Regions from separate parts of the Homo sapiens genome. Here region 2 is linked to region 1. A link is an interaction called in ENCODE POLR2A ChIA-PET data of the cell type or tissue named here. Cell type or tissue: Caco-2. All regions are shown on one strand. Links, peaks and the distances in the headings refer to the core of each region. The heading gives the core; the rest is flanking DNA. Region 1 holds the start of XKR7 (XK related 7). Region 2 overlaps HCK (HCK proto-oncogene, Src family tyrosine kinase).

Evidence for each region. ChIA-PET counts read pairs that join two places held together with the same protein. Peaks named below come from ENCODE experiments on the same cell type or tissue, not always from the same donor. Only the 100,000 strongest peaks of a DNase experiment are listed, where the experiment ranks them.
Region 2: POLR2A ChIA-PET joins it to region 1 with 20 read pairs; 2 of 35 experiments call an interaction of 5 or more read pairs at or near these places.

What each region holds. Positions count from the first base shown.
Region 1 is chr20:31,966,396-31,982,664 of GRCh38, reverse strand. It overlaps XKR7 (XK related 7), which reads right to left and starts at 14,514. Exons shown (of 3, transcript NM_001011718.2): 1 at 13,906-14,514. The coding sequence starts at 14,489. RefSeq lists enhancers at 5,924-6,425, 9,588-10,087, 10,088-10,589 and silencers at 10,205-10,499, 14,064-14,241. In Caco-2, for the core only: no CTCF peak of the experiment used is centred there; a DNase peak (open chromatin) is centred at 7,320.
Region 2 is chr20:32,061,472-32,077,740 of GRCh38, reverse strand. It overlaps HCK (HCK proto-oncogene, Src family tyrosine kinase), which reads right to left. Exons shown (of 13, transcript NM_002110.5): 2 at 5,959-6,079; 3 at 4,380-4,422; 4 at 3,923-4,025; 5 at 3,020-3,118. Among named protein-coding and RNA genes, the nearest start is that of HCK, 17 kb to the right of the region's middle. RefSeq lists silencers at 239-439, 10,026-10,075, 12,784-12,833 and enhancers at 5,569-6,069, 13,094-13,173, 15,103-15,172. In Caco-2, for the core only: no CTCF peak of the experiment used is centred there; no DNase peak of the experiment used is centred there; H3K27me3 peaks cover 131 bases.

The sequences.
Region 1 (16,269 bases), core at 3,577-11,576:
TTTATATGTACTTCGCTAAAATCTTCACTGTGGTCCTGTGAGGTTCATGGACATAATCTCCATTTTCCAGATGAGGAAACTTAGTGTCAGAAAAGGGAAGGTTCATTTGACATTTATTCACCAAGCCTTTTTTTTTTTTTTTTTTGAGACAGAGTCTCTCTGTCGCCTGGGCTGGAGTGTAGTGGCTCGATCTCAGCTCACTGCAACCTCCACCTCCTGGATTCAAGTGATTCTCTTGCCTCAGCCTCCCGAGTAGCTGGGATTACAGGCATGCGCCACCACACCCCAGCTGATTTGTGTATTTTTAGTAGAGACAGGGTTTCGCCATGTCAGCCAGGCTGGTCTCGAACTCCTGACCTCAGGTGATCCACCCACCTCAGCCTCCCAAACTACTGGGATTACATGCATGAGCCACCATGCCCAGTCCACCAAGCACTTTTGAGTACCTTCTATGTACCCCAAACTGTGCTAAAATGGCTCGTGGACACAATGGTGTGCAAGACAGACCCAACCCACTGGTGGAACTCAGTTTAATGGGGACCTGAAGATTAACTAAATCATCAAGTAAACATGTAACAACAAGCATGTTCCATGGGCTCCAGAAATGCTCCAAACAGAGGTCCCTGCTTCAGCACTGTGGATGGCAGTGCTATTGGAGGACAGCCAGGCCCAGCTTGGGAAGGGTGTGGCAGTCAGGGAAGGCTTTCTAGAGGAGGTGACTACTGAGCCACGATCTGAAGCAGACATAGGAGTTAACCAGGTAAAGGAGGCAGGGAAGGTAGCCTCTGGCTGAGGAAACAACATAGGCAAAAGTCCTGAAGTGGGAGGGAGCAGTAAGTGGTCAGAATGGCTGCCGTCAGAGAAGGAGGGAGAAGAAAGGGAAGAAAGCACGACACGAAGTGGAGACGTGAACCATGGTATTTGGCCTTTATCTTTTGTTTTTTCTTTGTTTGTTTGTTGGTTTGTTTGTTTTTAGACAGAGTCTCACTCTGTTGCCCAGGCTGCAGTGCAGTGGCACGATTTCGGCTCACTGCAACCTCTACCTCCCAGGTTCAGGCGATTCTCCTGCCTCAGCCTCCCGAGTAGCTGGGATTACAGATACATGCCACCACACCTGGCTAATTTTTGTATTTTTAGTAGAGACGGGGTTTTGCCATGTTGGCCAGGCTGATCTCAAAATCCTGACCTCAGGTGATCCACCCATCTCAGCCTCCCAAAGGGCTGGGATTACAGGCGTGAGCCACTGTGACTGGCTGGTCTTTATCTTTTTTATTGTTGTTGTTGTTTTTGAGACAGGGTCTTGCTCTGTTGCCCAAGCTGGAGTGCAGTGGCGCCATCTCAGCTCGCCGCAACCCCTGCCCTCTGGGTTCAAGTGATTCTTCTGCCTCAGGGGCATCCCAAGTAGCTGGGACTTCAGGCGTGGGCAACTGCACCCAGCTGATTTTTGTATTTTTTTTTTTTTTGTAGAGACAGGGTTTCACCATGTTGATGGGGCTATTCTCAAACTCCTGACCTCAAGTGATCACCTCCCTGTGCCTCCCAAAGTGCTAGGATTACAGGCATGAGCCACAGCACCTGGCCATTTTTTTTTTTTTTTTTTGAGACAGGGTCTCACTCTGTTACCCAGGCTGGAGTGCAGTGATGAGAGCACAGCTCATTGCGGCCTCGACCTCCTGGGCTCAAGCAATCCTCCCACCTCAGCCCCCTGAGTAGCTGGGAACATAGGCATATACCACCATGCCAGGATATATTTTTTTAAATTTTTAGTAGAGATAAGGTCTCTCTACGTTGCCCAGGCTGGTCTCGAACTCCTGAGCTCAGGCAATTCTCCTGCCTTGGCCTCCCAAAGTGCTGGGATTACAGGTGTGAACCATCATGCCCGGCCTGGTCTTTATCTTAAGAGTGATGGAGAGCCACAGGAAGGTTTTAAACAGGAAAGTGACAAGATTAGATACCACTTCTGCATGTCAGAGGAAGCATCCTGGCTGTGGGGAACAGATTGCAGGAGGGCAAGAGTGAAAGACAGGAGACCAGTTGCCAGGTGAGAGGTAAGGATGGCCCGGACACAGGGGAATAGAGTCTAGAGCCATTAGAGAAATGACTTGCCCAAGGTCACATGGCCAGAAAGCATCAGAGTTGCATCCCAAACCAGGGCTGGCCAACTCCCCCATTTCACCGTGGGGCATGGGAACCCAAATCTGGTCTATGGGTTCTCTAGGAAACATTGGGTTCCCAGCTATATAGCCTCCTCACCTGCAATGAAGCCCAGAAACTTTTGCGGGGGGTTGGGGGGATGGCCCTGAGGCCCCCTCCCCATCTGCCTACCCCTTAACGTTGAGTGCTCCTGCAAGAATACAAAATAGGACCTTCCTGGGGTTGTCAGCCAAATGAGTCATAAATGTCAGTAAAGAATGTGATTTTACACGTTTGGCTCCCATTTCATGTGGTGCTGGGAGCTGGAGCTGGGCTGTCTCCCTCCTCCTTAGCAGCCCCCTACAGAGTCACAGCACCTCTTTTTTTTTTTTTTTTTTTTCTGGGCTAAAGCCAAACATTTCCCAGCCACTAATTTTAGGCCCTAACTGAGAAGCTGAGACCCTCTCCCATCCCACTCACCCTCATCAGCTCCCAGCCAGCGTCCCTCTTTTGCACAGCAGAGGAATGGGCAGCCCCTCTTCAGCAAAGCATTTGGGGACTAGGTTCTGGCCTCCCACATCCCTCACTGTATGAATGCAGCCAGCTCTCCTCTCCTCTCTGGACCTCAGTTTCCCCATCTGTGAAATGGGTGCAGAGAAGAGACTAAAACCCAGGACCCCATACTCTAGCCCAAGGCCTTTTGTTCCCCCTTTCTCTCTTTGCTTGATATCCTCATGTGGATTTGGTATGTCATAAGCCAGTGGGGGAGGGGGTTAGATTCCATCCTCCCGATGGCATCTGAAGGTATCACGGGACCAAGGCAGGGAGAAAACATCACTTGTATCTGCCCCTAGTCTGGGTGTGAGATTCTACATGGTAGCCAGGGTCTCAAATGCCAATGCTTAAAGGGGCTCAGCTGCTATCATTATGAGGGACTGGGGAACTATGTGGCCTGTCTACAGAGGCAGCCACCTGTCAGTTCCAGCCAACTGATGCCCTGGGAGAATATGAGCCCAACATGGCTGGAGTTTCAATTTTTCAAGAATAGGTGGATATTAGGATATTTATGCAAAAAGAAAAACAAGGGGAAAATCTCAATTTGGAAATGTTCACAATAAATTAAAGAAATACCATATGAATTTTTAAGAAATTAGGCTGGTGTAGTGGCTTATGCCTGTGATCCCAGCACTTTGGGAGGCCAAGGTGGGAGGATCTCTTGAGCCCAAGAGTTCCAGGCTTCAGTAAGCCATGACTGTGGCACTGCATTCTTGCCTGGGTGGCAGAGTGAAACCTTCTCTTTAAAAAAAAAAGAAAAAGAAAAGAAAAAAAGAAATCATAATTCCATTTTGTAGGTGTGATAGCAGTATTACATATTTTAACAATTTTTTTTTTTTTTTGAGACAGAGTCTCACTCTGTCGCCCAGGCTGGAGTACAGTGGTGTGATCTCAGCTCACTGCAACCTCCGCCTCCCAGGTTCAAGCAATTCTCCTGCCTCAGCCTCCTGAGTAGCTGGGACTACAGGCGTGTGCCACCATGCCCAGCTAATTTTTGTATTTTTAGTAGAGACAGGGTTTCACCATGTTGGCCAGGCTGGTCTTGAACTCCTGACCTCAAGTGATCTTCCCACCTCGGCCTCCCAAAGTGCTGGGATTACAGGCATGAGCCACCATGCCCAGCAACTTAGCGATGTTTTTGAAGTCTATCTTTTTAGAGATGTTTGAAATTTGCTTGAAAATAACACGGAAGGGAAGGAAATGGGGTGGGGCCTGCAACTATGCTCTCTAACACCTACATGTTCAATGCTTGCCATGTATGATTATTTAGATTTTGATTAATTACAAGTAAATAATTACAAGTAAAGAGTTTAAAATTTAGTTCCTCAGTCATACCGGCCACATGCCAAGTGCTCTATAGTGGCTACTATATTGGATAGTGCAGATATAGGACATTTTCATGACTGCAGAAAGTTCTACTGGATGGTGCTGCCCTAGATAAAACAAGGTTGGCCAGGAATCAATAATTGTTGAAGAGAGGTGGTAGGGGATCATTATCCCATTTCCTCAACTTTTTCAAGTGTTTAAATTTTTCTGCAATAAAAGGTTTTAATAAAAAGTAAGAGAAGAACCAGCACAGTGGCTCACGCCTGCAATCCCAGCACTTTGGGAGGCCAAGGCAGGAGGAACACTTGAGCCCAGGAGTTCAAGACCAGCCTGGGCAATATAGTGAGACCCTGCCCCTACAAAAAAATTGTCTTAAAATTAGCTGGGCATGGTGGTGTGTACCTGTAGTCCTAGCTACTCAGGAGGCTGAGGCAGGAGGATCGCTTGAGTCTGGGAGGCGGAGGCTAGAGTGAACTGAGATCGTGCCACTGCACTTCAGCCTAGGCAACAGAGCGTGACCATCTCAAAAAGCAAAAAAAATAAAAAAAAAAAGTAGGAGAAAAAAGTCCTTTGCGGACCAAACCAACACTCTTGAGGCTGGATTTGCCCATAGGCCACTGATTTGCAACCTGTGGTCTGGTGGTTAAACATCATGGAAGCGAGTATCATAAAGTCCCAAGGATAGAGCTACAGACACAGAACTAAGGGGCTTTAGAGATCATCTAGTTTATCCTCCAGACTGAAGCAAGAGTCCCTGATACAGCATCCCTGCCAAAGTTAGCCACTTCCATCTGGACACCTCTGCTGATGTGGAGTTCACACCCTCGGGAACAGCCTGATTGACAGTGTGTTCTTGCTTCTATTCCAAAGACTGTGCCTCCCTTTACTTTGAGTTCGCATCTGCCCTCACAGTATCTCTGGAGCCATAGAACAACTCTCCTTCCTCGATAGGGGGTCAGTGGGTGAGAGTTAGGACCCCTTATGCCCCTGTCCTAACCCCATCTTGTTACTAAGCAAGTAGGATGGGCTGTGACTTGGGCCAATAATAATAGTCATTGTAGTAGATGTTTTCTGGGCATATACTATGTGACAAGCCCTGTGCATTTACATTATCTCAAGACATCCTTATAAAAACCTTAAGATGTGGATACTATCACTATCCCCATTTCACAGATGAGACAGGAGCTGTGGCTGGTGGAGCAACTTCCCCAGGGTCACGCAACTAGGATGTCATGGCTCCTTGATCTGCGCTGGTGCCCCAAGCTCTCAGCTACTCTGCTTTCTTGTCCAAGTCCTAGGAAAACTCACCAGAATTCTGAAGTTACTTTACAGATGGAGTAACTGAACCCTAGGTGCGAAGTGACTTGTCCAAGATTCTGATCTCAAAGGTTCAATCCAGTTCACACCAACATTTATTGAGTACCTACTGCATACAAGGAACTTGACTTCCTCCATCTCCTAAGTCAGCCACAACTGTATCATTCTGGGAACCCAACCCAGGGTTGTTCCTACTACCTCCTCTTTCCTTAGCCTTAGGCCGTGGACAGTTTTAAAGGCTGTGGATGTAGGCCTAACAGACCTCAGTGCTGTGTCCACAACTGCAGAAAGCTCGCACATTCAGCACCCTGCCAAATGCCAGCTTCAACTGGCTTCATGTTGCAAGAACCCACCATAGACCTCACTAGAGCTGGCTGGGTGCAAGACCACCAACAGTAACAGAGGATCTAATCTGTGCTAGTCACCATGGGAGACAGAAAGAAAAAGCAACAAAGCCTCAACTCCCCAGGGGTTTGTGATCCAGCGGGAAAGCCAGCCAGGTGGGTAGATGATCACAACAAAATGTGATCAGTGCTGTGGGGTAAAAAGGAATGAGTAATTGTGCCTGGGGAGGAAGTCTGAGGGGAAGAACCCAGAATGTTAACAGTGGGGACTTTACATTAAAATACAAATTTAAAAATACTTTTCTGGCCTGGTGTGGTGGCTCACGCCTGTAATCCCAGCACTTTGGGAGGCCGAGGCAGGTGGATCGCCTGAGGTCAGAAGTTCGAGACCAGTCTGGCCAATATGGTGAAACCCCGTTTCTACTAAAAATACAAAAATTAGCTGGGTGTGGGGGTGGGCACATGTAATCCCAGCTACTCGGGAGGCTGAGGCAGGAGAATCGCTTGAACCGGGGAGGCAGAGGTTGCAGTGAGCCGAGATCGAGCCACTGCACTCCAGCCTGGGAGACAGAGCGAGACTCTGTCTCAAAAAAAATAAAAAAAAATAAAAATACTTTTCTGATATTTTTTCTTCTGCTTCTCTAAACAATACATGATTGATTGTTTGTAAGAATACACTTAACTAGCAGAAGACAGTATAGTTTGGTGGTTCCACATGTGGGTTTGGGAGCCTGACCTCATGGCTTCAAACCCTAGCTTTGCTCCTTATGAATTGGAAGGCCACTCTTCTCTGTGCCTCAATTTCCACATCTGTAAAATGGGGCCAATAATGCTAGCAAACACTAACTGAGCACCACTATGTGCTGAGTACTGTGCAGAGCACATATATATTAATTGAATCAGCCTTCACAATGGAGACCTGGGTAGGGATTGTTATGATGCCCATTTCACAGATGAGAAAGCTGAGGTCCAGAAAGGTTAAGTGACTTGCTCAAAGCCACACAGCTCATATGTGGCAGAGCCAGGGTTTTGGGTCTACAGTTCTCTTCTTCATCCTCGCAGTCTCTACCTGGCAGGATTGTCAAGAGAAATGATCGAATCTAAGTCTTAATAAACAGTAAGTATAATAAATTTCATTTTTATACTGATTTTTAAAAAATAGACAAATCTATACATGCATTTTTTTAGCTAACTGAAAACCAGAGGCAAAATCTTCAAGCAATGCAAGAAATATCTACTTAATAAGTGGAAATCTCCCCTGACCCCACCCCTCCCGCCCCAAGAGATAATGAGCAGAGGGGAATCTCTTTATGCCTTTTCTATATTGCCTGAGGTTTCAACAAGAATGTATAGCTTTTTGATCAACAGACAAAACAGCCAAACATTTTCCACTTTAGAACAATGACTTTTGCCTGGTTGAGTGAGTGGGAGGTGGTTTCTGGGGGGCAGAGGGTAGCATGTGTGGGATTTGTTCAGAGAAAGCTTCTTAGAAGAGGTGGCATTTGAGCTCAGCCTGGAAGGACGTGCAGAATTTCACTGGGAGGAGACTGGAAACTGGTGTTGGGTGTTGCTGGAGGAAGGACTGCAGGCAATGGAGAGCAAGGGGGTGGGGAGCAGGTTGTCATGTGGGTAGAGCAGGGAGGAAAGACAAAAGATCAGGGGGCAAAGGGCCTCAAAGCCAGGCTAAAGCACAGGGACTTGCTCTAGGGACATAGGGGAGCCATCGCTCTGCCTGCAGGTGGAGGCGGGATTGGGGGTTGGGGGTGATAACCGGAGGCTGATAGGATTTCCCAGGGGAGGAATTTGGATGCCCTAACAAAGGCAGGGTGGTGAACAGAGAGGCCAGAGAAGATCCCAACCATCCTCCCTCCTCTCCCCAGGGACCTGCGCCCCAGATGCTGGGTTCAAAGCCATTTCCTGGCAGCCCTCCGCCCTCCCACTCCCCAGAGCTTCTCCTGTGTGGTCTTTATAGATCAAACAGGGGACGCTGGGCCCAACCGCCGCCGCTGTGTCTGTTAGGAGCAGCTCTAATGGTCCATGGCAGCTGGATGGGCAAGGGGAGGAGGCAGGGTGGGGGTGGAGAGCCTCCTGGAGAGGGGTCTCCCAGGAGGTGAGTGGTGAGGCCCAAACTGGAACAACCCTACAAAGGCAGAGCAGGGAGGAACCTCATGGATGGTCACTGAGTTCAGGGGACTGTAATCAAGTGTCAGCTGTAGGACAGATTATTCAAAACAAAATCTTAGACATGTCATAAAAGAGACATTCAGAGATACTTGGGTTAAAATGATGGAGACAGGGCTATAAAACACAGTTTGAAAATGATGGAATCCAACCCCTGACCTGTTTTACAAATAACAATGTCTAATTATCATTGTTGAGAACTTCCTATGTTCCAGGCACTGTGCTGAACACTAAACATTATTTAATTTTCTACTACCTCAAGCACCATGCGATAGGTGCTATTATTAGAGTGTCCATTTAGCAGATGAGAAAATCAAGGCACAGACAAGTCATGCCACTTGCCCCAAATCACAGAAAGTGGCAGGTGCAGGATATGGCTGATTCCAGAGAGTGGATGCTGAACCATTAACTCTGGCCCCAGTGGAGAGACTGAGGACCAAAGAAGGAAAGAGGTCGCATTAGCTCAGCCTGAAGCAGACCCCCATCCCTGTTGCTACAGTTTGATCCAGTCTCCATTGTCTCTCTCCTGCATCTTTGTAGCAGCCTCCTCATGCATCTCCAGGCTTACTCTGCCTCCCTCCAGTCTATTCTCTCTCTTTTTTATGCTTTTTCTCTTGAGATGGAGTCTTGCTCTGTCACCCAGGCTGGAGTGCAGTGGCTCACTCTCGGCTCACTGCAACCTCCACCTGCCAGGTTCAAGCGATTCTCCTGCCTCCGCCTCCCGAGTAGCTGGGATTACAGGTGCGCACCACCATGCCCAGCTAATTTTTGTATTTTTAGTAGAGACCGGCTTTCACCATGTTGGCCAGGATGGTCTCGATCTCTTGACCTCGTGATCCGCCTGCCTCGGCCTCCCAAAGTGCTGGGATTACAAGCGTGAGCCACTGTGCCCGGCCCCTCCAGTCTATTCCCCACCCAGCAGCCAGAGTGGACATTGCAAAACACAAGTCAAGATCATGTTCCTTCTCTGGCCAAATTATCCTGGGCTCCCCGTGTCATGAAGAGTAAAAGCCCTAGTCCTTGCCATGGCCTCTGAGGCCCTGCATGACCTCGCCCCTGCCAATCTGTCCACCAGCATCTCCAAACATGCTCCCCTCACTCTATTTCTGCCACACAGGCCTTCTCCTTGCCCTTCCCTTTTCCTTTGCCTGCAAAACCCTCCCCAAGACCTCTACACAGCTTGTCCTCACCTCGTGCAGCCCTTTGCCCACATGCCACCTCCTTGGAGAGGTCCACCCTGACCACCCTATCTCAAAGAGCCACACCTCTCCCTGGCACTCCAGTAGCTCCCTGCCCTGTTTCATTTTTTTCCCCATAGCACTTATCACGATCTGGCCCAGGTATTATATATCCCATATAATATATATCATAGTTTATTTTCTTATTGGTTCCTTCATTAGGCTATTGAGCTCCAAGAGGGCAAGGACTTTGTCTTGTTCACCACTCTATTCCCAGCACTTAGAACAGTGCCTGGTATACAGCAGGTGCTTAATAAATGTCTGCTGAATGAATGACTGCAGATTAAATGAATGACTGCCATGTCATTATGGCTTCAAGGGACTTCAGGACCCCCTTGCTGTCCTGCCATGTGCTCCGTGAACAAAGCTTTGTTCCACAGGGAGCAAAGCCCAAGCTAATGCACTAATCATTGCCAGCAGTTTCTGAGCATTTAACGATGGAATGAGCCCTTTGCTGAACCCTTACACATTATCTCATTAAACCTTGAAACAACCTAAGAGGCGGGTGGGTACAATTTTGGTCCCTAGTTTACAACGGATGAGAGATTATTTGCCTTGTCAAGGTCACATATAAGAAGTAGTAAAGTCTGGATTTAAACTGAGGACACTTGAATCTAGAGTCCGTGCTCTCAACCCTCTCAACCGTTATGCCAAGAATGTAGTTTCCCAGAGGGGAAATCCAGAGCCTGACATTTCCTTCCAATAGGTCACTAACTCATTCCAGAACTTCTCTGTCATGCAGGGCTTCTTAGGTGACATAGAGTGCAGTGTCTGGGCCTATGCATAGAGAGGGCATTAGAGGGAGGGCCCCTAAATCCCAATTGCCTAATTTTCTCCCCATTTTGGGGTTCCCAGATCCCGAAAGCCTGGCAGGAATCCCATGTCAGATCGTCTCCCACTAATTGGCTTAGCAAACCATGCTTATCTGGGTGAAGCTGGGGCCCACTGAGCTCAAGATTAGGAAAAGCAGGATTCATGGCTTACTGCTCTGCTGCCTACAGGGTCAGAGGGGACAGGGTTAGGACTTTAATTAGCTTAAGAACCCTGGGCAGTTTAACAGCTCAGAGAGTTTAAAGGGAAGGGAGGGATGAAGTTGCAGGTTGGTGTCCAGGCCACAGCCAGCTTCGTGCCCCGCCAGAGGATCTGTTTGCTGTTCCCTCAGAGTTCAATCTCTCTGTGCACAAAGATATTGTTCTGGCATGTCCCAAAGTAGCCAGTGTGTGGTGTAAAAGATAGAGCTAGGTTTGGGACTGATCACCTTTCCTCACTTCCTCAGTGGGTGACTTTTGGACAAGGTTCCTTATCTGATAAATGGGTATATCAATAGTCACCAGGGGGGAGGGTTTCAGAGTAACATGAGATCACATGCCTGAAACACTCACACAGGGCCTGTGGGGACACGGTAGGTGTGCAGTGTCTGTGTATGCTTTCTCCTCCTCTCTCTCTTCAGAGCTTCATTTTATGTTTAAATTAGTAATAAAATCTTCTGTGTGAAAAGACCTTATCAATTTGAAGAGCTAAACCAGAGGTTACAAAGAAGACAGGCTAATAAATATGTTTCCTTTGGTTGACACTATTTTTAAACATTTTAATTAGTAGTTAAATTTTGGAGAGTTCACGGAAAAATCCCAATTTCCCATTTCTCTTGAGAAATCAAGACTGGGTCCACGATTTCTCATGGCATGATCAGCTGGAGCTTCCCTTTTCCTCGGACACTACTTGCCCCTGAATGTCCTCTTGTCTGACACCCCTTGTATCTTATGGTCTTATGGTCTGTTACCTGCCTGGGTCCTCAAAGCATTTGAATTTTTAATTCAGGATTTTACAAGTCTAAGAGGTTGAAAAATATCTTCATGATTATAATTATTTTATTCAGAATTGAGGAAATGGGATCAGGAGGTGAGTGACTGCCTAGCCTCCCAGGTGTGATTCTGGAGGACTCAATCACACATCTCCCTCTTCATTACCCCAGGCCCCACCACTCAGAACATCTGTGGGAACATCTCACGTGGTAAGCAAATGTGCTGGGCCAACATTGCTTAATTTCTAGGAATGCCAGCCCCTGCAGCTTCTCTATACCTTCTCTGGGTTTTCCCTCCATTTATCCAGGCCCTTAGCCATTTTAGAATCCAAAGATTTTGGGGGCAAGGGCCCAGAGGCTTTTGCTTTGGCAATAGACCCAGAGTCAGAATTTCAGGAATGGGAAACTCTTAAGGTCATCACATTGAATCTCATTTCACACACAGGGAAACCGAGACCCAAAGATGGAAAGAGCCTTGCCCAAGGTCACCCAGCAAACTATAGTTACAAACTAGGATAAAGATGTCAGCCTCCTGACCAGACCACCCCCGAATCCAGCCTTTTCCCCACAATACACACTGTTCCCGTCCTCACCCACATAGTTCAACTCCCTGCCCCTCTTTTCACATTCTTATCTCAGTGCAACAGAAGCCCTGACTTTCTATCATACTGGAATCTTGGAATCTCAGATTCATACTTCTTTAAGCTTGAGGGACACTTTAGTGGCAGAATTACAAGGTGGATAAATTGAACTCAGGCTTTAAAGGCAGAGAGCCTGGAGTCTCAGCTCTTCAAGTTCCTAGCTGTGTGACCTTGGACAAGGATGCCCCCTCTCTGAGCCTCCATTCCCTCATCTGTCAAGTAGAAATTATAATGCTAACCACATGACAGGATGATTAGAAGGGGTACAGGAAATAAAGCAGGTAAAAAGGCAACCAGTAGGCTTGGCACAAAGTCAGTGTTTAATAAAATAATTGTTATAGAACTGTAAATTAGGGCTTTCATGTCTAAGTGAAATAGTACAGATATGATCAAAGGGAAAGATGGACAAATTAGAGCACATAGACTCTTTCTAAATTGTTACAGGATTGATACTGCTAGATCCAATTTTTTTAAAGGGAAGCTACGACTCTGGGTTTTTAAAATACTATGCAAGCCACACAAAACACTTCCACAAGCCACATTCAACCTAAGAGCTATTAGATTGTTATCCCTACAAACTTATCTCATCCCAGCCTCCTCATTTTGCAAATGGGAGATAGTAGAAATAGCTAGTCCTTTTATCCATATCCAAGAAACCATAGAGCTGAGGGGATCCTTAGCAATTCTAGCTACTCCCCTGGGACCCCACACCCATGGCCATTTTTGCCCTATTTGAGGGAAACTCAGTTTATGCTTAACAAAGAAGAGAAGTATTAGTTTCTTGTAAGTGGATTCTGAATGGGGGGATAGCCAGTGAGTCGAGGGGCATCTGGCCCACTTTAGGCTGAAGGAAAAGGGGGATGAAGCTTCCTACCAAGAATAGGAAGTTACCATTTCAGAATCTAAAAATATCTTTCACCATCTGTCCACTCGGGCACAGAATGATAAATGCAGATTAGTTCCTGGATGTAGACATGAATATTTTTATGTGTCACGCTAATAATAATAACACCACCTTGTGTGGATAGAGCTCCGCCCCCTTTTCCTCCAGGATAAGCTAAGTGGAATATACACATCATCTTGGCAGGAATAGATAGGGAAACAAAGGCAGAGAGATTCGACAACACAACAAGAGTGACACAGCAAGTGAGCAGCTGGGACAAACCCTAGGAGTCCTGTTTTCAACCCTCAGCCCCAAACTGAATCTTCTGAGTTAGGCAGAATGTGTTAACAAGTAGCAGAATAAATATAACAACAGCAGTAATCACCCTTTATATCTCTAGAGTGACTTTTTCCATGCTTTCCCCACACTCTTAAAATGTTACAGTCTGCAGGGCCCTCATGCAGACCTCTCACCTGACCATCCCAACAGGTAAGAATAATGCAATGATAAGACAATGAGATAAGAGGAGTAGGGATTCTCCCTCATTTCACAGAAGAGGAAACTGAGGCTTGGAAGGAGGAGGGCGGCTTGCCTAAGATCATATAGTAAGCAAGTTCATTCTGTTAGAGCACAGAAGGGCCTAAGCTACTAAATAGCAATTCAGATTCAAGAGGAGCCCTAGGTTTAGAATTCCTCCTCTCTCCACTTAACTCAGTGCAGCAGGCACCCTCAGTTCTGGCAGAGGAAGAAGACTGAAAGTGGGCAGCTTGAACAAAGCCTCAGTTTTGCCTTACCAGTTCGGGATTAAAGGGCAGCCAGTGGCCATCTAATCTCAGATTCAAGATTCCAAATCCCCTTGGCCCTGTTGGAAGGGGAGGACCCTTAGCTGGGGGAGAGGGGGTCATAGGAAGTAGAAGGAGCCTGAGGGCTCCCCAGTTGGGTCCAGCATATCTTTCTCCAAAAAGTCCAAGAAGTTTAGGCGGGATATTCATTTAGCTGTCTCAAATTCTGTGACTCTCCTTGCAGGTTGTGAATGAGCTGCAATTCTGAACTGAGGATCTTTGCGAGCAGGAAAGGACTTCTGAGATCTTTCCTGAGCCCAGGCTTGGCACTCAGGCAGAGAGGAGTGGGTTATGGCAGAATAGGGCCCTGTGGTCCTGTTTTAAGCTTCACATTTATCTTCATGAGCCCCGGGTCCTCCCCACTCACGCACACCCCTGAGGATCTCTTTCTCTCCTTTCTTGAACCATCCCCTCCCCTCTCGAAGGCCAGGTCAGACCGGATGGCACTGGGGTTGGTCAGGGCTTGGGGGCAGAGGTCAGGGAGAAGCCGACTGAGAAGAAATTAGAGCTGCAATGGGGTGGGGAGGGGGGGAGGTCAGGACAGGAGGGTAGCCCGGAAAGGTCAGATCAGGGCTGGGACGTCAGGTAGCCCTTCGCCACCCCCACTCCTCGGGCTCAGGTCCCTCCACCTGCGCTTCTCCTACCTCCAGACCTGGCCGAGCTGCAGGAGGTGGACGAGGGTCTGCAGCAGCCAGATGCAGAGGCGGCAGCAGCGGCGGCGGTAGGCGCTGGCCGAGGAGGGCGCAGGCTGGGGACCCGGCTCGGGGCTGCCTTCTTTGGTCCGGAAGGCGCCGGCGCTGTCCTTGGTGCTGATGGCGGCTCCGCCGGCTACGCTGTCCTTGGTGCTGACGGCGGGTCCCGGGGACCCTGCGGGCTCCGAGTAGTCGTAGACGAACCAGCGGAAGCTCAGTAACTGCACGACCAGCGAGGGCAGGAGCACGAACAGCAAGGTGAGGCTGAAGTAGGTGTGTTGATTCTGCAGGTAGTAGGAGGCCGCCAGCCACAGGTCCGTGGCACCGTCGGAGAAGAACACGAGCAGCGCGCACAGCACCCAGCAGCAGTCCCGCAGCTCGTAGCGCGGCCCCGGGCCGCCCGCCCCGACGACCCCCGGGGGCCCGGCCGCCGCCGCCGCCTCCCCGCGCCCGCCGGCACTGCCCCGGGCTCCACCGGCAGCCCCCTCCGGGTCCGGGCTGGCCGAGGCCGCCGCTCCATCCGACTTCGCGGCCATGTTGGCGGAGAGGGAGGCGGGGAGCGACTTCCGGGCGGCGGAGGGGGGTGCGGCGTGGGGAGGACCCTGCGCGGGCGGCTCCTCTTCCTCCTTCTCCTCTTCTTCCTCCTCCCCTCCACTTCAATTATTCATTCTCCTCGGCGCCGCCCCGCCCCGCCCCCACCCGCCTGAGCTGCGGCCGAAGGGGGGGCAGCCCCCGGGAATGCGGAAGCAGGGGAGGCGGGGCGCACCCCAGGTCACCCTCTCCCTCCTTCCTCGGAGGCGCGGGGCTCCAACCCCATGCTTTCTGTCTCTCATCTCCCCTCGGACTGCACTTCCTTCTTTTTTGTTTATCGCCTCCCCCTTCCCATTCTCTCCACTTCGTTTTTCTCCTGTGTTCACCTCCAGTGGCCTGGGTCTGACGGGGGGGTGGGTGGGGGACTTGGAAGAAAGGAGCTGGGGGACTTGGGCGGGCCCCCCAGTAACCCTTTAGCAGTCACTCCATGCTAACGCTCATTTCCAGTTTCCTGAGTGCTCACATATTGTTCCATCCCCTCCTTTGATCTTGAGGGGTCCCCTTTTCTTATTGTCTTCGTTTTGAAGCTGAGAAAGCTGCAGCTCTGAGTTGCTGTCTCTTCCTTACTCTCCGCTTTCCCTCTCTCGGGGACTGCCTTCATCTGGCTACAGCCCTAGTAGAGTAGGGGGAGGGAAGGGGACAACATCCAACATCAAGAGGAAAGGGATGGGAGGAAACACCGGGTGGAGGAAAGAGCAAGTGCAAAGGCCTGGAGGCCTGAGACTGGAGGGCATATCTTCAAGCAAGTCTGGATCTCAGATCCAGGGGAGGAGAAAGATGGGGAAGATAGGGCTGCAGAGTTCTGAGGATGAGATCCTAAGGGGCCAGAAGGTGGCCTTTATCCAGCAGGCAATGGGGAACCACTGCAGTATTTGAGCAGGGGAGTTATGTGGTCACATCAGGATTTAGAAAGAAGACCCAGCAGCCAGAGTAGAGAAGCGATCACAAGGAAGCAGCCTGGGGCTGGTGAGACCAGAAGGAGATTATAGCAGTAACCTATGAGAGGGGGTGGAGTTCCCACACATCCTGGATACCCCAAGCTCATTTCCCATCTCTGCCTTTGATCAGATTGGATGTATCCAGGCATTTATTATACAAACATCCATATAGTAGTGTCTCTTTGCCTGGCACTGTCCAAAACACTACAATTACTAACTCATTCTACCCTCACAATTTGTGAGGTAGCTCCTTTTTTCCTCCCATTTTACAGATGCAGAAACTAAGTCACAGAGAAATTAATTTGTTCAGGGTGACACAATTAGTAGCTACAGCCAAATTCATGCCCATCATCTGGCTCCAGAATAGGCTTTGCTACCCTTCAAGGGGAGGGAGAGAGGAGGGGCAAAGGGTAGGGGTTGAAGAAAGAGGAGCTGAGGAAGGGAAGTGGGAGAACCAACCTGCCTCAGAGTGGCAGGGAAGAGAGGATGAAAGGAGAGAGCTGCCCTGGGTCAGGAAGGAGAAGCCAACTGCAGTCCTGCAGCCTGGCATCCTTTTCATGCCCAGGGACTGTTTTGGTCTCAGCATGCTTAGGAGGTTGGGGTACCAGCTGTTGCCCAAGGCTGAAAACAGAGGGGAAAGAGTTAGGGATTAAGGGAGTTTTCCAGGATGGATTCAAGGCTGACAGTTGCCTATTGACAGGCATGTTTAGTGAGCAAGGGTGTTTGTGGGTCGGGCTGGAAGGTCTGAATCCCAGTGTAATTTAGAAAGGAATATCTCTGATTTTTC
Region 2 (16,269 bases), core at 5,392-13,391, 93 kb before region 1:
CAGCCTGACCAACATGGAGAAACCCTGTCTCTATTAAAAATACAAAATTAGCTAGGTATGGTGGCGCATGCCTGTAATCCCAGCTACTTGGGAGGCTGAGGCAGGAGAATCGCTTGAACCCGGGAGGCGGAGGTTGCAGTGAGCCGAGATCACACCATTGCACTCCAGCCTGGGCAACAAGAGAGAAACTCCACCTAAAAAACAAAACAAAACAAAACAAAACAAAACAGGAACAAGGTGCTGCATGGAAGGTCTGAACGAGAGGCATGGAACAGTGTGTGTGGTATCTACCACTTGTGTGAGATAAGCGGGAAGAGATGTCTTTTCTTATATAAGGAGGAAGCATCTGGGAGGACTCACGAGAAACTGGTTGCTTCTGGGGAGGGGAAGTGGCTGGTTGGGGACAGGGTGGGAAGAAGACTTTTCACTCTTCTGCATGCTTCCCCACATTTGCATTTTGAAACATTTGAAAGTATTGCCTATTTCAAGGGAGAATGAGAGAAACCAAGATTCCATCCCGCCCTGATTCCCAAGGTCCCAGTTGTGCTCCCCAGAGGCAACCTCTGTTAGCAGTTTCTTGATTCAGACACAAGGACCCCTGAGTGCCCTGAAAGGACACATATGTGTATTCATTTGTTATTTTTATTATTATTTTTTGAGATAGAGTCTCGCTCTGTTGTCCAGGCTGGAGTGCAGTGGCGTGATCTCGGCTCACTGCAACCTCTGCCTCCCAGATCAAGCAAATCTCGTGCCTCAGCCTCTGAGTAGCTGGGATTACAGGAGCCCGCCATCACACCTGGCTAATTTTTGTATTTTTAGTAGAGGCAGGGTATCACCATGTAGGCCAGGCTGGTCTTGAACTCCTGACCTCAAGTGTTCCACCTCCCTCGGCTTCCCAAAGTGCTGGGATTACAGGTGTGAGCCACCACACCTGGCCAGATATGCGTATTTAGATCAGTGGTTCCCAAGCTGGGTCCCTGGAGCAGCAGCAGCAGCAGCTGCCTCACCCAAGAACCTGTTAGAAATGCACATTCGGAATCTGACAGTGGAGCCCAGAAAGCACTTGTTAGCCGGCAATCCAGGTGATGCTGTTGCTGCTCATGTCTGAGAACCCCCCATCTAGGTTATTTTGCCTTTGTCTGCAAATGATAACCCCCCATTCATGTTGTCTACACCCTGCGTTTTCCACTTAGCAATTATGTTGCCTTTGAGAAATAATGCCAGCCACGCCTCCTCCATGGTTGCTGCAAGGACTACATGAGGTGACCCAGGGATTCTGTAAGTGTTCAGACCCTGGAGTGGAGAAACAGAGCATGGGATGACCCAGGGCAAAGCCTGGAAGAAGGAGAGAGAAACAGCTAAGAGCCCCCAGTTCCATGATCACTAAGAAGGGGTGACATAATTGTTTTTTTTTGACAGAGTATCGCTCTTGTCCCCCAGGCTGGAGTGCAGTGGCATGATATTTCAGCTCACTGCAACCTCTGCCCCCTGGAGTCAAGTGATTCTCCTGCCTCAGCCTCCCGAGTAGCTGGGACTACAGGCACGCACCACCACACCCAGCTAATTTTTTTTGTATTTTTAGTAGAGATGGGGTTACACCTTGTTGGTCAGGCTGGTCTCGAACTCCTGACCTCAGGTGATCTGCGTGCCTTGGCCTCCCGAAGTGCTGGGATTACAGGTGTGAGCCACCATGCCCAGCCAGAAGGAGGTGGCTTTATAATGGGAAAAGCCTAAGCGTTTTCATTTTTAACAGGCAAGCATCCCAAACCCATAATACCATCTAGCTAGAAAGAGGAGGCAGAAGAGACAAAACAATGGGGACTGTCATTTGTCAACTTTTGATTGGCTGGTTTTTAATGGGATGTATTGCCACCCCACAATGTAGTCATCTTTTTACTCATCAACCTCATCCACCATACAGAGAACATCTCCAGCAGGGAGCCCCATCTAAGTCATCTTCTAACCCTGGAATAGGGAATCAACAGGTATCTGTTGGATGATGGATGGATGGATGGATGGATGGATGGATGGATGAATGGATGGATGGATGGATGGATGACTGAAGTATATTTTTAGAGTCAAGCTAGACACAAGAAGAACCCACAGCCAAGAACGATGGGTTATGGAGAGCTCCTTGAGGGTAGGGATATATCTTATTTGTTTCCACAGCCCCTTAGGCTGGCACAGGGCTTGAAGAGTCATGAGCATGTGCTTGTCGAATGAATCAAATGAGGGATGGGCCAGGTGCAGTGGTTCAGGCCTATAATCCCAGCATTTTGGGAGGCTGAGGCGAGAAGATCACTTGAGCCCAGGAGTTTGAGACCAGCCTGGGCAACACAGAGAGACCCCCTCTCTACCAAAAATACAAAAAAGAAAAAAATTAGCTGGGCATGGTGATGCGCACTTGTAGTCCCAGCTACTTGGGAGGCTGAGGTGGGAGGATCAACTGAGCCCAGGGAGGCTGAGGCTGAAGTGAGCTGTGATGGTGCTACTGCATTCCAGCCTGGGCAACAGAGTGAGACCCTGTCTCAAAACAAAACAAAACAACAAATGAGGGACGACTGGCCAGGTGTGAGCTGTCTCACCTCTCCAGAAACCCTCCTTGGCAAGACCGTGTGCTTCATTCAACAATATTTATTGAGCACTGACTGCATGCCAGCCTGTGCCGAGGATGCAGAAGCAGACAAAGTCCCCGCTCTCACCAGCTCTCTTCCTTGCAGGGCAGGCAGAGAATGCACGTGTAACCAACCAAAGAAACCAGGTCGTTTTGCTAGTAAAACATGTTCAGAAGGGATTAAAACAGGTTTCCACAAGACAGAGTCACAGCTGGGACCCACTTTAGCCTCTCTTCCCTGACTGGAAGGATGAAACCTGAAGGAAGAGAAGGAGCCAGCCAAGCCCAGAGCCCTGGGAAGAGTATGTGCCAGGCAGTGGTACAGTGTGTGCAGACGTCCTGAGTTGCAAACAAGGCTGGCTTTGCTCATGCCTCTTTCTGGAAGGTAGGAAATAGGATACTTACTCCTCTGTCTCCAGAGAGTCAACGCGGGCGACATAGTTGCTTGGGATGTAGCCCTCCTTCCGGGTGGCCAGGGATCGAGCCTTCCACCACTCCCCGGATCTGAGGGACATGAGGGAGTAAAGGTGTTAGGGACAGAAGGATCATTCTCCAGTCTCCTCAAGCTCCCCAGCCTTGACCTAGAAAACTCCCTGCCTCCAGAAAGCCAGTAGGGTGAAGGACAGGGCTGTGACTATGTCAGCCCCAGCATGTGGCCATGATTAGGGTAGGGATCCTTACAACAGTTCCTGCTGTGCATCTGAGGGTCTGGAATCTCCCTGTCCACAGCCCAGAGCCCTGGGTCTCTGGCTCCACTCCTTTTCCCTGGACTTGCAGCTTTGGTCTTATTAGCTATACCCATGGCAGGGTCCTGTGCCTATAGAGACTCAGAATGGTTCAGCTGGGGCTGAGAATAGGGGAGAGTGGGCTTGGGAGTCCGACCAGGCATGACCACTCCCGTTCTCGGGCTTCAGCACATCCTGGACACTATACCCATGATGGTGAAGGCTGTAGGAGATCCGAGGTGGCAAACTCAGAGATCCAAGGATTTCCAAATGCAAGGTCGACTCGATGGGGCCTGGTCCACAGGTAAAGCCGGTGGCTTAATCGCAGGAGCCCTAGAAAGGCTTCCCTGAGAAAGCGTCACCTGTTCATCTCAGGCTGGACGTGCACTCTCAGTAAGTGCACAATCCCCTTCATCCAGGTTGACAGCAAACCCTTCCTCCACTATTGTGATTAGCTTCTCATTAGACATTTATACCCAGGATAAGATAGCCCATCTATCAGGTTCTTTATGGAAGCACAAAAGAGCACATAGTTGAGTAGAGGAGGCAGGTCTGTCTTAGGGGGAGTGGGATGGGGACTCACTCCTCTAGGACCACCATCTGGTCCCCCTTCTGGAAGCTGAGGTCTTCGTGGTGAATGGCCTCGTAATCATACAGGGCAACCACGATGATGTCCTCAGAGCCTGCTGGGAAGGGAGACACACAGAGGGTGAGGTTTCGTCTAAGTGCATCCACAGCCCTTGGTGACCCTCACCCGGCACCTGGAACAGCTCCGCACCCATCGATATGTGGTTCCAAGTATAAGTAGGCGTCTCACCATGCTGGGTGTGATTCTCAAGTTTAAAGCTAAATATGTTTTGTTCATGTTACTAAACAGCGTTCTAGAAACACAATAGCCTGCGCAAAGCACTTCAGAGGAAATTTTGGGGATTCTCGACAGGGGTTTGACTGTTTGGGATTTATGCCTCAAGCTAAGGGAGAACCTAGCGGAGTCCTCTGCAGGACACATGACTCCACTGCATCTGCTCGTAGATACTTACCCTCCCTGATTCCTGGTGTGTTGCTGTTGTGGCTATTAGGCCCCTGTGGGGAAGAAATGAGAGAAGAGAATGAATCTGACCAATGTGTGGGGACCCGTGGAAGGTCTGTGTTGAGAAGGACACCCAAGAGCATCTTACCCTAGCCCTGCATGTCGTGGGAGGAGGCCCACATACGGCAGGGGACATGCCTGGCACCACACGGCACATTAGGGGCAGAGCCAGCAAACAAAATGGTCCAGATTTTTTGTTGTTGCTGTTGTTTGAGATGGAATCTCACTCTGTCACCCAGGCTGGAGTGCAGTGGCGTGATCTCAGCTCACCGAAACCTCCACCTCTCGGGTTCAAGTGATTCTCCTGCCTCAGCCTCCCAAGTAGCTGGGATTACAGGCGCATGCCACCATGCCTGGCTAATTTTGTATTTTTAGTAGAGATGGGGTTTCACCATGTTGGCCCGGCTGGTCTAGAACTCCTGACCTCCCAAAGTGCTGGGATTACAGGAGTGAGCCACTGTGCCCAGCCAGGATCCAGGTTTCTTGAGCTGTGACCTCGGCCTTCGGTCTTGGATGTACCGGGGGATGCTGCTTGACCCCTCCCCTCAACACACAGTGAAGGGGTCGGTCCAGATCAGTGTTTTCCGACTAAGTTTGGAGAAATCACAGGCCCACCAGTGATTTATATTCCATAAATAAAGGCTCTGTTATGTATGTGAAACAATCTAAGTGTCCATGCAAGGGGGAAGTGACACCTAAACTATGGCATTCTAAGCAGCTCTTTTTTTTTTTTTTTTTTTTTTTTTTTAAAGAGACAGGGTCTCCCTGTATTGCCCAGGCTGGAGTGCAGTGGCGTGATCATAGCTCATGCAGTTCGAACTCCTGGGCTCAAGTAATCCTCCTGCCTCAGCCTCCCAAAATGCTGGGAGTACAAGTGTGAGCCACTGCACCTGGCCTGTGTTTTTATTTTCAAGAAGAATGTATTTGTGTGTCACACAATAGGATTATTGTGAGGATTAGGGTGTTAATAACCGTAAAGGCTTACAACAGTGCTGGGTTCATAGTCAGCTTTGTATAAACATAAAAGAAGTTGGTAAATACCTCTCCTAGCATGACTGCTTCTCTTTTTACAACTCTTGCTGTTGTTCCTGCTGCTACTCTTGGTCTTATACTCACGCAATTATGGTTGGTACTATTAGTATGACAATTGTTACTGTATTTTTGCAATGCTGCTGATACTACCATTACATTGTCACTTCAGCTGCTATCATTACTGTTCACTCGTTTCTCAGCACTGCTTTTGCTTCTGCCCAGGCCGGAGGCCTGAGATGCTCACTCACACCTGTTTGGTGGAGCTCAGGCTGAGGGGCCAAGCCTGGGCTGCAGGAAAGAGAGATGACTTCTTTGCCCCTATGCATGCTGGCTGGCGCTGCGTCCCGGAGAGTCGAGTCAGGACACTGTTGGTGGCCAGTCAGCTCCCTTTCACCCCAAGCTCACCCTGCCCAACCTTGGGAAGACAGGAGGCTGTTAGGGCAATGTTGGGGCAGCATCCGTCAGCCCCCAGGGAAACTGGGACCTCCCCTACTCACCGGCTTGATGGTGGATGTGGGATCCGGCACGTACACAGGACAGTGTGGGCTGGCGCTGGTTTCAGTTTTTGAGAATGTATTGCCTCCGACCTGGAGGAACTTGGACTTCATGCACCCCATCCTGCAGCAGACAGAAGGGAGGTGAGCCCCAGTTACCAAGAGCCTCATGCGGGGAAGTCTTCTGATGCTGGCATTCCAGGTCCCCTGCCCCCGGGCTGGCTCCCACTGGCCTTCCCGGTCTTAACTCCCCTGCCAGCTCCATGCACCCTTATCCTCCCCACATGGAACCCACTCCATCCTTGCCACCTCTGGGCTTCCCCATGTCCACGTGCCACAGCACTGGCCCAGGGCTGACAAGCTGTCATTGTCGTGGGTACCAAGGACCAGCGTGATGGATGTTTATTCAGAGGATGGCATGAGGATAACAGAAATGTAACAGGTAGAGCTGTTGGGTGGGCACTGCCAGCTCTCAGGTCAGAAAGCCTCAGCTGATCCTTGGCCCCTCCACCCCACCAGCACCTCACTGACCACTTTCCTGCCCCTACCCACCTCTCAGGTCTTCATCGGCAAAATGGGGACAATAATATGACCTACAGTGGGGAAATACTCAGTGCAGTGTCAGGCTCAGAGCAAACACTACAGAAAAACTGCAGTATTATCAGATGATAAATTGCCATTTTTATATTAAATAACAAGATGAGGTCACATAACATGGCTCAAACAATCTAGTTTGTCAAGGCACCGTATTACTGGTATCAATTTATAAATTGCTTATAACTCCTTCCCTCCCTCCCTCCCTCCCTTCCTTCCTGCTCCCCCTCCTCTTCCTTCCCCCTCCTCCTCCTTCCCCTCCTCCTCCTTCCCCCTCCTCTGTCCTCCCTCCTCCTCCTCTTTCTTCGTCTTCTTCCTCTTCCTCTTCCTCCTCTCTTTCTCTCTGTCTCTCTCTGAGTTGTTTGGTAATTCATTCATCCATTTACACAGCCAAGATTTACTGGGCACTTTTCTAAACTGTGAAGAAGAGAAGCAAGTTCACGCCCTCAGGACCTCAACTGCAGCCGAATGGGAGACAGAGACAATAAACAGGCCAACAAATAAATAACAGGGCAAATTGAGTTAATGAAAAGTGTGAGGACAATAAGAGAGGATGCTGTGGGGAACAACAGGTCTGGCTCTTTTAGGCAGGGCATTTGGGGAAGGCCTGTCAGAGAAAGGGATACAGAACCTGCGGTCTAAATGACACAAAGGAGCCAGTGAGGGGACACTCTGAGGGAAGAGTGTTCCAGGCAGAGGGAACAGCAAATGCAAAGGCCCTGAGGCTGGCATGTGCTTAGAGAGAAGTTGGAGGCACTGAAAGCAGGAGAGTGTAGCTGAAGCTCATGGGCAGGGAAGAGGGTGGTTGTGACAAGGCCACCATATCCTGTAGGGCCAGTAAGGACTTTGGATTTTATTCTAAGGATGATGGAAAGTTTCTGGCAGGAGAATGATGGGATTCAATTTGCACTTTAAATAATCCCACCGGTGGCTGAGTGAGGCGTGGACAGTGGGGAGCAGGGGAGGGAACCCTGTGAGAAATCTGCCAAAATTGTTCAGGTATGAGATGATGGTGGCCCAGGGTAGTGTGGGGGCAGAGAGGAGGTAAGCATTGGACAGGTTTGGGGGACATTTTGGAGGTAGAGCTTGCAGACTTTGCTGCTGTATTGAATTAATTTAAGGATGCTTAAACAAAACACATTTACTCCAAGTAGAGTCAAAACATAATTGTAAAAGTGGAAGAAATGTTTCATTTCTTTTCTCAAAATGTGCACACACATTTGCTGAGAAGGCAGGCTGTGACAACCACATAAGGAAGTGCTTGCTTTTCTCATCTCTGCACAATTGCCATTTTCTTCTAAAGCAGTTAGAACTCAGTTATACTTATCTTGTTAAAATAAACATGTATTTGTGGTTTAAGGAAAAAAACCCCAAACTCCTAGGCTTAGATGAGTTACTTTTAAAAATGAAAAAAGATTCCTTTTATTTACAAGGATTTACCTCTTCTGGTGGGAACTGGGAAAGATTTGCCACCTCAAGACTTGAGCGGTTTTGCTTTGTTTGTCTTTTGGAAATAAAATAAGGAACACATTCAGACTCTTGGAGTGCTGGATCATTAATTTGAAAAATTATCATAATTAAGCACAGATTTATAATGTACTTGCATGCATTTAAAACTGAAACCAGCATCTCTCTTTGAGATAAATGTGTATTACAGTTCTGGGAAATTAAACGGGCATCTTGTGTGACATATATGACATAAAATTATATCACATTTCGTGTGTTTTGGTCAGCATAAAGATGTTCTGGGAAGAGCAGCACTGTGTGAGGTAGGGCAGCTCACTCTACCTCTCTGGGCACCCACTGATCTGCAGCTGTGAGTCTTGTGATTTCCAATCCATGCGCGTTGAGCACCTTGTATGCTTCACTTACGTGATCAATGTACATATTCAAGATGGCCACAGGGTCCCGAGGGAGGGGTCTCAGAAGACCTGTGTTCATTCACAATCCAAGGCCATCTCTGAGAAAGGGTGGCAAGGGTTCTACCTCATAGGGTGGTGGTGAGCACTGAGCAAGTTGATGAGTGTAAAAGTGCCCAGCATGCAGTAAGCGCTGCAGAAACATTAACCACAACTATTTCTGTTTACTGGCAGACGTGACACTGCCCCGGATCATGAAGCAAGCACAGTTTGCAATTCCTCTGGCCCACAAGCCTAGAGATACTGCAACACTGGAGAAGTTCGCTTTTTTTAAAATAGGGAATTCCCATGAGTTCCATTTTTGCACAATAAAGTGTGATTTGTTTTCTCAGAGACAGTCTCGCTCTGTCACCCAGGCTGGAGTGCAGTGGTGTAATCATAGCTTACTGCAACCTCGACCTCCCAGGATCAAGTGATCCTCCCACCTCAGCCTCCTTAGTAGCTGGGACTACAGTTACAAACTACCATGCCTGGCTAATCTTTTAAAATTTATATTCTGTAGAGACAGGGGGCAGAGAGGGGGGGCAGGTCTCACAATGTTGCTCAGGCTGGTCTTGAACTCCTGACCTCAAGTGATCCTGCTACCTTGGCCTCCCAAAGTGCTGGGATATGAGCCACCATGCCCAGCTGAAAGTGTGATTTTTCTGAAAGTGATACACTGGCAGGAGTCAAATTTGTGTAAAATGTGATTGTCTCCCTAAATGAGAGAACCATGTCTGCTGCCTGGTGTGGACTGGGCATCAGAAATGTCCATGTTCATGGTCACTAGGCCCAGAAATGTCATGTGAGCCACAAATATAAGTTAAAGTTTTCTACAGCCAGGTTTTTAAAAATTAAAATTGAAATTTTATTTTATTTTATTTTTTCCTTTTTTAAAAAAAAATTATTTTCATTTTACTTTATTTTTATTTTCCTTTTAAATTTATTTTTAGTTTTTATTTTTTTTTAATTTTCATTTACTTATTTATTTTTTTGAGATGGAGTTTTGCTCTTGTTGCCCAGGCTGGAGTACGGTGGTGCCATCTCCACTCACCGCAACCTCTGCCTCCAGGGTTCAAGTGATTCTCCTGTCTCAGCCTCCTGAGTAGCTGGGATTACAGGCATGTGCCACTACGCCTGGCTAATTTTTGTATTTTTTAGTAGAGACAGGGTTTCACCACGTTGGTCAGGCTGGTCTTGAACTCCCAACCTCAGGTGATCCGTCCTCCTTGGCCTCCCAAAGTACTGGGATTTCAGGTGTGAGCCACTGCGCCTGGCCTATTTTTCATTTTTAAAAAAATTTTTACATCCAGGTTTCTTAAAGTAAAAAGAAACAAGTGAATTAATTTTAAGATGTATTTATTTTACCCAATATATCAAAATTATTAACATATAATAAATATAAAAATTATGAATGAGATACTTTACATTTTTTTTTGTACTAAGCCTTCACATCTCAGTGTGGATTTTACTGTTAGAGCACATCTCAGCTATGACTCCATCTGTGCTCAACAGCCGTCTGTGGCTCAGAGCCACCATATGCAAACATGCAGAGACAGAATGCTCCCATCACTGCAGCACAGGAAAGGCTGGTGCTCACACCTGCGTTCCTCAGTGCTTAGCCCAGTGTCTCCTGGCACACAGTAGGAGTGTCATGCACAGTGAGTGAATGGCTGCATGCCTGGCGTGCCATACTTTATGTAGTAGGAAGTAAAAGTGTCTGAGCACCATAAGACGGGGCAAAAAAAAAAAAAAAAAAAAAGTAAAAGCATCAGGACATTCCTGCTCTATGACCGAGTTGAGAAGGGGAGACTGGACACACAATTACATTCCGAAGCCACATACTAAGAAGCTATTAGGAGATACAAAAAGTAGAATGGTGGTTGCCAGGGGCTGGGGGAAGGGGAAGTGAGGAGTTAGTGGTGTTCAATGGGTGTAGAGTTTCAGATGAAATGAGTTATGGAGATGGATGGTGGTGAGGGTTGCACAACATGCTGAATGGATTGAATACCACTGAAGTGTACACTTGCAAATGATTAGGATGGAAAATTTGTTATGCATATTTTACCACAGTTTTAAGAATGAAAGAAAAATAAGCTACTAGGGAGTGGTAAACATAGGAGGGGCCATGCAAAGATTGCTAAAATACTTATTGGGTGAAAAATGCAAACTGCAAACATGTACATCAAACCACTCTTCTAAAATGAATTTATGTGCCTACGTGTATGTTAGTAAGTTCGTATAAAAAGCAACCTGTTTACAATAATAATTGAGCAGCAAGATAATGAGTTGGGTTTTGAAGAACAGGGAGGATCTGAATAGATAAAGATTGGGGGAAAGTCAAGAATACTCCAAAGAAGAACCGACTTCCAAAAAGGATTTGAAGGAGCTTATAATATTAAACCATACACAGAGCACTGCAAGACTCAAAAAGGGTTACTCTACACCATATAGAAGGGAAAGATTATTGAACCAGAAGCCCAGGGTGGGACTGCTACTACCATTGAGTACTAGATTTATCTCTGAGCTTCCTAGTAGCCAAGATAAAAATGGAAACTTGTACAACATCACCATAAGATCCCAGGAAGCACAACAAATTGTCTGTTGACAGAAACAAATATTTTTTGAGTATAAATTCAAAAGAGAATTTGTTCTGTGGCTCCTCATAAAAAGGTCACTGGGGCTGGGTGCAGTGGCTCATGCCTGTAATCCTAGCACTTTAGGAGGCTGATGTGGGTGGATCACTTGAGGTCAGGAGTTCGAGACAAGCCTGGCCAATATGATGAAACCCTGACTCTACCGAAAACAGAAAAAATTAGCCAGGTGTGGCGGCGCACACCTGTAATCCCAGCTACTTGGGAGGCTGAGGTAGGAGAATCGCTTGAACCCGGGAAGCAGAGGTTGCAGTGAGCCAAGATCGTGCCACTGCACTCCAGCCTGGGAAACAGAGCAAGACTCTGTCAAAAAAAAAAAAAAAAAAAAAAAAAAAAGTCACTGGAGGGCACAATGGACAATTTCTTCAACTGTGATTTGTCAGCAGAATCTATAGTATGTTGGTGAGTGGTTCCCAAACAGATGGTGCTGATATTATTCGGGTGAGTTTGGGAACAGGGGATGGGGTGAAGGTGGGGAGAGAATGGTGGAAGAAAGAGGTTTATGTAGCCCAGGGCCTCTCTGCAGAGTGCCTTGTGACAAAGTGGTTTGAGTGAGTTTAGAAATGCAATATGGTGCTCAGAGTGTGGCTAGCGTGAGAACCAGCAGCCTCAACCTCACAGGGGAGCTGTAAGAAATGCAGAATCTCAGTCCCCACTTCCCAAATCAGAATGTGCATTTTAACAAGGTTCCCAGGCGATTCATGTGAACATTCTAGCCAAGAAGGCTAGAGAACCTCTTTTGCTCCTGCCTCCTCAGCATCTGTCCCTCTTCAGATAACAGTACCTGGATTTTCCTTTGGAGAACCAGCTTTCTCCCACTTAGTGCATGAAGTTTGGTGGGGCCGATCCCACCCTTGCCTTCAGGAATTGGCAACTTGACACAGGCCTGGCCAATCAGAGAATCCCATATCCTCTGGCCCCCTGGCTACAGAGATTGGTTCAGTTGTAGGCATATACGTCCTCCTCACTGAGGCAGTCTGCCCTGGGATTTTGCTGCAAAAATTAGGGAAAAAGCACCCTCTTTCTATAAGGATTGTTGAGATGTAGGAACCTGGAGTTCTTGGAGGCCACCTCAACATCATCAAGGTAAAAGCTGCTTTAGAGTGAAGCCACCAGAGAGGACAACAGAGCTGAGGTATGGAGATAAAGTAATTCCTGAAGATAAATTGAGCACCTGGATCCAGCTATGCCTGAGGCCTATACACCTCAGGATTTTTCCAGTCCACGAGCAAATAAATTATCAATTTTGCTTAAGCCAATTTGAGTTGGGTTTCTGCCATTTGAACTCAAAAAGTCTCCACTGATTCTTGCATATTCTTGGGTCACACTCTGGATTGAATGAACCAGTATCTGGGAGTGAGGTCCTGGAATCTGTAGTTCTAACAATTCTACAGGAAATTAGTATATACACTAAAATTTGAGATCCACCAATGTAGCAGAATGAAGGCTGAACTTGGGAGTCAGAATACTTGAGTTTGGATAGCAGTTCTGCCACTGACTGGGTATGTGACCTTGAGCAAGTCATTTGCCCTCTCTGAGCCTTATTTTTCTTTCCTGCTAAATAGGAGGCCTTGCTTCTCAGGCTTGGCCTGAGGTCCTATGTGACTAGGGATGTGAAGGACTGTATAAAACTTCTGCATACGCATTTCTCATCTAATGTGCTTCAAAAGCACGCTCTGAGAGCAGAAGCAGTCTGCCTGGTTGCACACCCACTCAAAACTGCTGATCCCTGGTAAAGATACTTCCTCGGGCCACTGCCGTCCCTGGGAACCTGAAACCTGCTCCTCACCGCCTCAGCCTCTGCTGAGTGAAATGAGAGAGGTCAGCTTGCTTGTGCCTGGCTGCTTCCCAGGGTTACCATGCTGGCTGTGGAAAACTCAGAGACTCGGCCTGTGCTCTCAGAGTCAAGCTCAAGGGGGAGAGGCCGGGGCCTGCCTGAGCATCCATCCAGTGGGCTGGAGATGGTTTTCTGGGAGCTTCTATGCTTAAGCAGAAACCTGCAAGGGCTGAGGGTGTGAAGCCCTGGATTGTGGTCCCATCTCTGCTATAAGCTCATTGTGTGATGTTAGGCAAGTCTCAACTTGTCTCTGAGCCTCAGTTTCTCCAAATGTGAAATGAGATGTTGGATTAGAAGTTCTCTGAAAGAAGAAGCTGCAGCTCTTTCCTGCATAGAATCCATTCCCCCCTTCTTCTAACAACAGTTCTCCAATTTTCCTTTGGGAATTACTCCGCCCCTAGTCTCAGTTTATGGATTGGGATAGAGTTGACTCCAACCCCTGGCTGTAGAGGTGGATCTGTGACCAAATCAAGCCAATGAGAGTTGCAGTAATAGAAGCAGAGATGGGTGGATGGGCGCGGTGGCTCATGCCTGTAATCCCAGCACTTTGGGAGGCAGAGGCAGGTGGATCACCAGAGGTCAGGAGTTTGTCCAACATGGTGAAACCCCATCTCTATTAAAAATACAAAAAATTAGCCGGGCTTGGTGGCAGGCATCTGTAATCCCAGCTACTTGGGAGGCTGAGGCTGGAGAATTGCTTGAACCTGGGAGGTGGAGGTTGCAGTGAGCCGAGATTGCGCCATTGCACTCCAGCCTGGGTGACAGAGAGAGACTCTATCTCAAAAAAAAAAAAAAAAAAAAAAAAAAAAAGAAGTAGAGATGGGCATGTGATTCAATTCTGGCCAACGAGAGCCAGCCCTTGGTTTCTAGCTGGAAAAAAAGGCCTGCAGCAGCAAGGCAAACCCAAGAAATAGAGAAATGCAGACTCTCAGCCTTGGATTAAGCCTCGCCTGAAGCTGATATCTCAGGGATTTTCCAGTAACCTCCTTCTTCTGCTTGAGCCAGTTTTGAGTTGGATTTATTTCCCTTTAAACATCAAAGAGTCTTGCCCAGTGCAGAGGGAATTCTTATAAGGGATTGTGATTTGCACTCAAGTGCAAATGGCTGATGGCAAAGACCTCCCTGATACCAGGTTTTGGTAGAAGAGAAGGTAAGATGGTACTAGACCTATTAGAGTAGGTGAGGATGGGAGGAATATGGACCTCATTAAGCTGATGGCACTGAAGCCATGCCTTAAAAGGACCTGGTTATAGAGACTGGGTGCAGGGGCTCATGCCTGTAATCCCAGCACTTTTGGAGGCTGAGGTGGGAGGATTGCTTTGAGCCCAGGAGTACAAGGCTGGTCCTGACAACATATCGAGACCCTGTCTCTACCCAAAAAAATTAGCCAGGCATGGCGGCATGTGCCTGTATTCCCAGCTACTTGGGAGGCTGAGGTGGGAGGATCACTTGAGCCTGGGAGGTTGAGGCTACAATGAGTTGTAGTCATGCCACTGCACTCCAGCCTGGGTTACAGAGCAAGAATGTTTCAAAAAAAGAAGCACCTGGTATCTAATAGGCCCCCCATACACATTCGTGTAATGGATATATTATGTTCTACTCTCTATGGACCTCATCATACTTGGCTGAAGTCAACAGACCAGAATTATGAAGTTATTTTTCAGATAGGGAAATGGAAGCCCATGGGAGAGTGGGTCCCCCGGCTAGTCAGTGGTAGGTCAAACTGGCACTCAGCTCTCCTGCCTGTCATCATCCACTGAGGTCAGCCCCAGAGGCTGTGGGCGATGAAGGGGAAGGGGAGAATGAGGAACCCAAACAGAACTCTCAAGAAGGCAGACCGCTGGGGGCCCAGGGCTTAAGGCTGTTCAGTTACAGGAACTTTCCCTTCTCAGAACAGCTCAGCAATGGGGGTGGGGAAAAAGTATTTCCTCAACAGGAGCCAATTCCCTGAGCAGTGCCTTGGGGGTGCAGAGCCCAGCAGCTCCCTCTCCTCGGGTTCCCTGACTGTCTTCTGAATGAACTGTCTTTATCCCCGAGTGACTACTGTCCCTAATAGACAGTTAGGGGTCACTCCTGACTTCTCACGTCTTCCCTTTACTGAGCCTCAGCTTCTTTCTCATAGAGCTCAAAACTTTGATTTTGCAAACAGGAGGAAACTTGGGAGATCAAAATCTTCATTGGACAGGTGGAGTAACAACCCCAAGAGGCTGCGTGGGCCCTGGCTCACACGATGGCGAGCGACAGAGCAACACACTAAAGGAGAACTCAGGGCTTTGATCATTTGCCTGGCTGAGCCATAGGGCTGGCTCTGAGATGCCTGTGTTCCAAACACTTATTCAACCACATATAAAACTCATAGCATGTTCAATGTTACTCTTGGGACACTTGGTCAATTTCAGAATTCCAGAGCAACTGTGAACCTTCTTGGAATGATTTTATCTCTAAGGCAGGCAGGAGGCAGGGCAGTTTGAAAATAGAGCATGAGATTTGAAGTCAGATAGAGCTGGGTTTGAATCTGCATTCTGCCTCTTACAAATAAGTGAGCCTTTAAAAATGTAAGTCATCCTGGGCATGGTGGCTCACACCTGTAATCCCAGCACTTTGGGAGGCTGAAGCGGGCAGATCACCTGAGGTCAGGAGTTGGAGACCAGCCTGACCAACATGGTGAAACCCCATCTCTACTAAAAATACAAAAATTAGGCGGGCATGGTGGCGCATGCCTGTAATCCCAGCTACTTAGGAGGCTGAGGCAGGAGAATCGCTTGAACCCCAGAGTCAGAGGTTGCAGGGAGCCGAGGTCGCACCACTGCAGTCCAGCCTGGGCAACAGAGTGAGAGTCCGTCTCAAAAAAAAAAAAAAAAAAAAAGGTAAGTCAGATCGCATTCCTTCTCTGCTCAACCCCCACCCAGGGTTTCCGTCTCACTTGGAGTAAAAGCCCAAGTCCTCTCCAAGGTGGGTAAGACCTCCACAATCTGATCCCCTCCTCAGCCTCTCAGATCTGTCTCCTTCTAACTCTCCCTTGATCATTCCACTGGAGCCCTCCTTGCTCTTCTTCAACTCACCAACTGTGCTTATACCTCTGGGGCATTGCATGTTCTGTTTCTGGAATATTCTTCACCCAGAAAGGCTCCATCACTTCCTTCAGTCTCTCTAATGATTGTACCTTCTCAGAGCAACCTTCCCTCATCACCCTGGCAAAGACAGGATCCTCTGCCCCCCAACTCCCATCACTGTCTAGCCTGTTCCCAGCTAGTCTTCATGCCCCTAACCACCTCTTAAACGTGGTGGCCATGAGGATGCACCTCTCAGATCTCCAACTGCAGGAGTACGA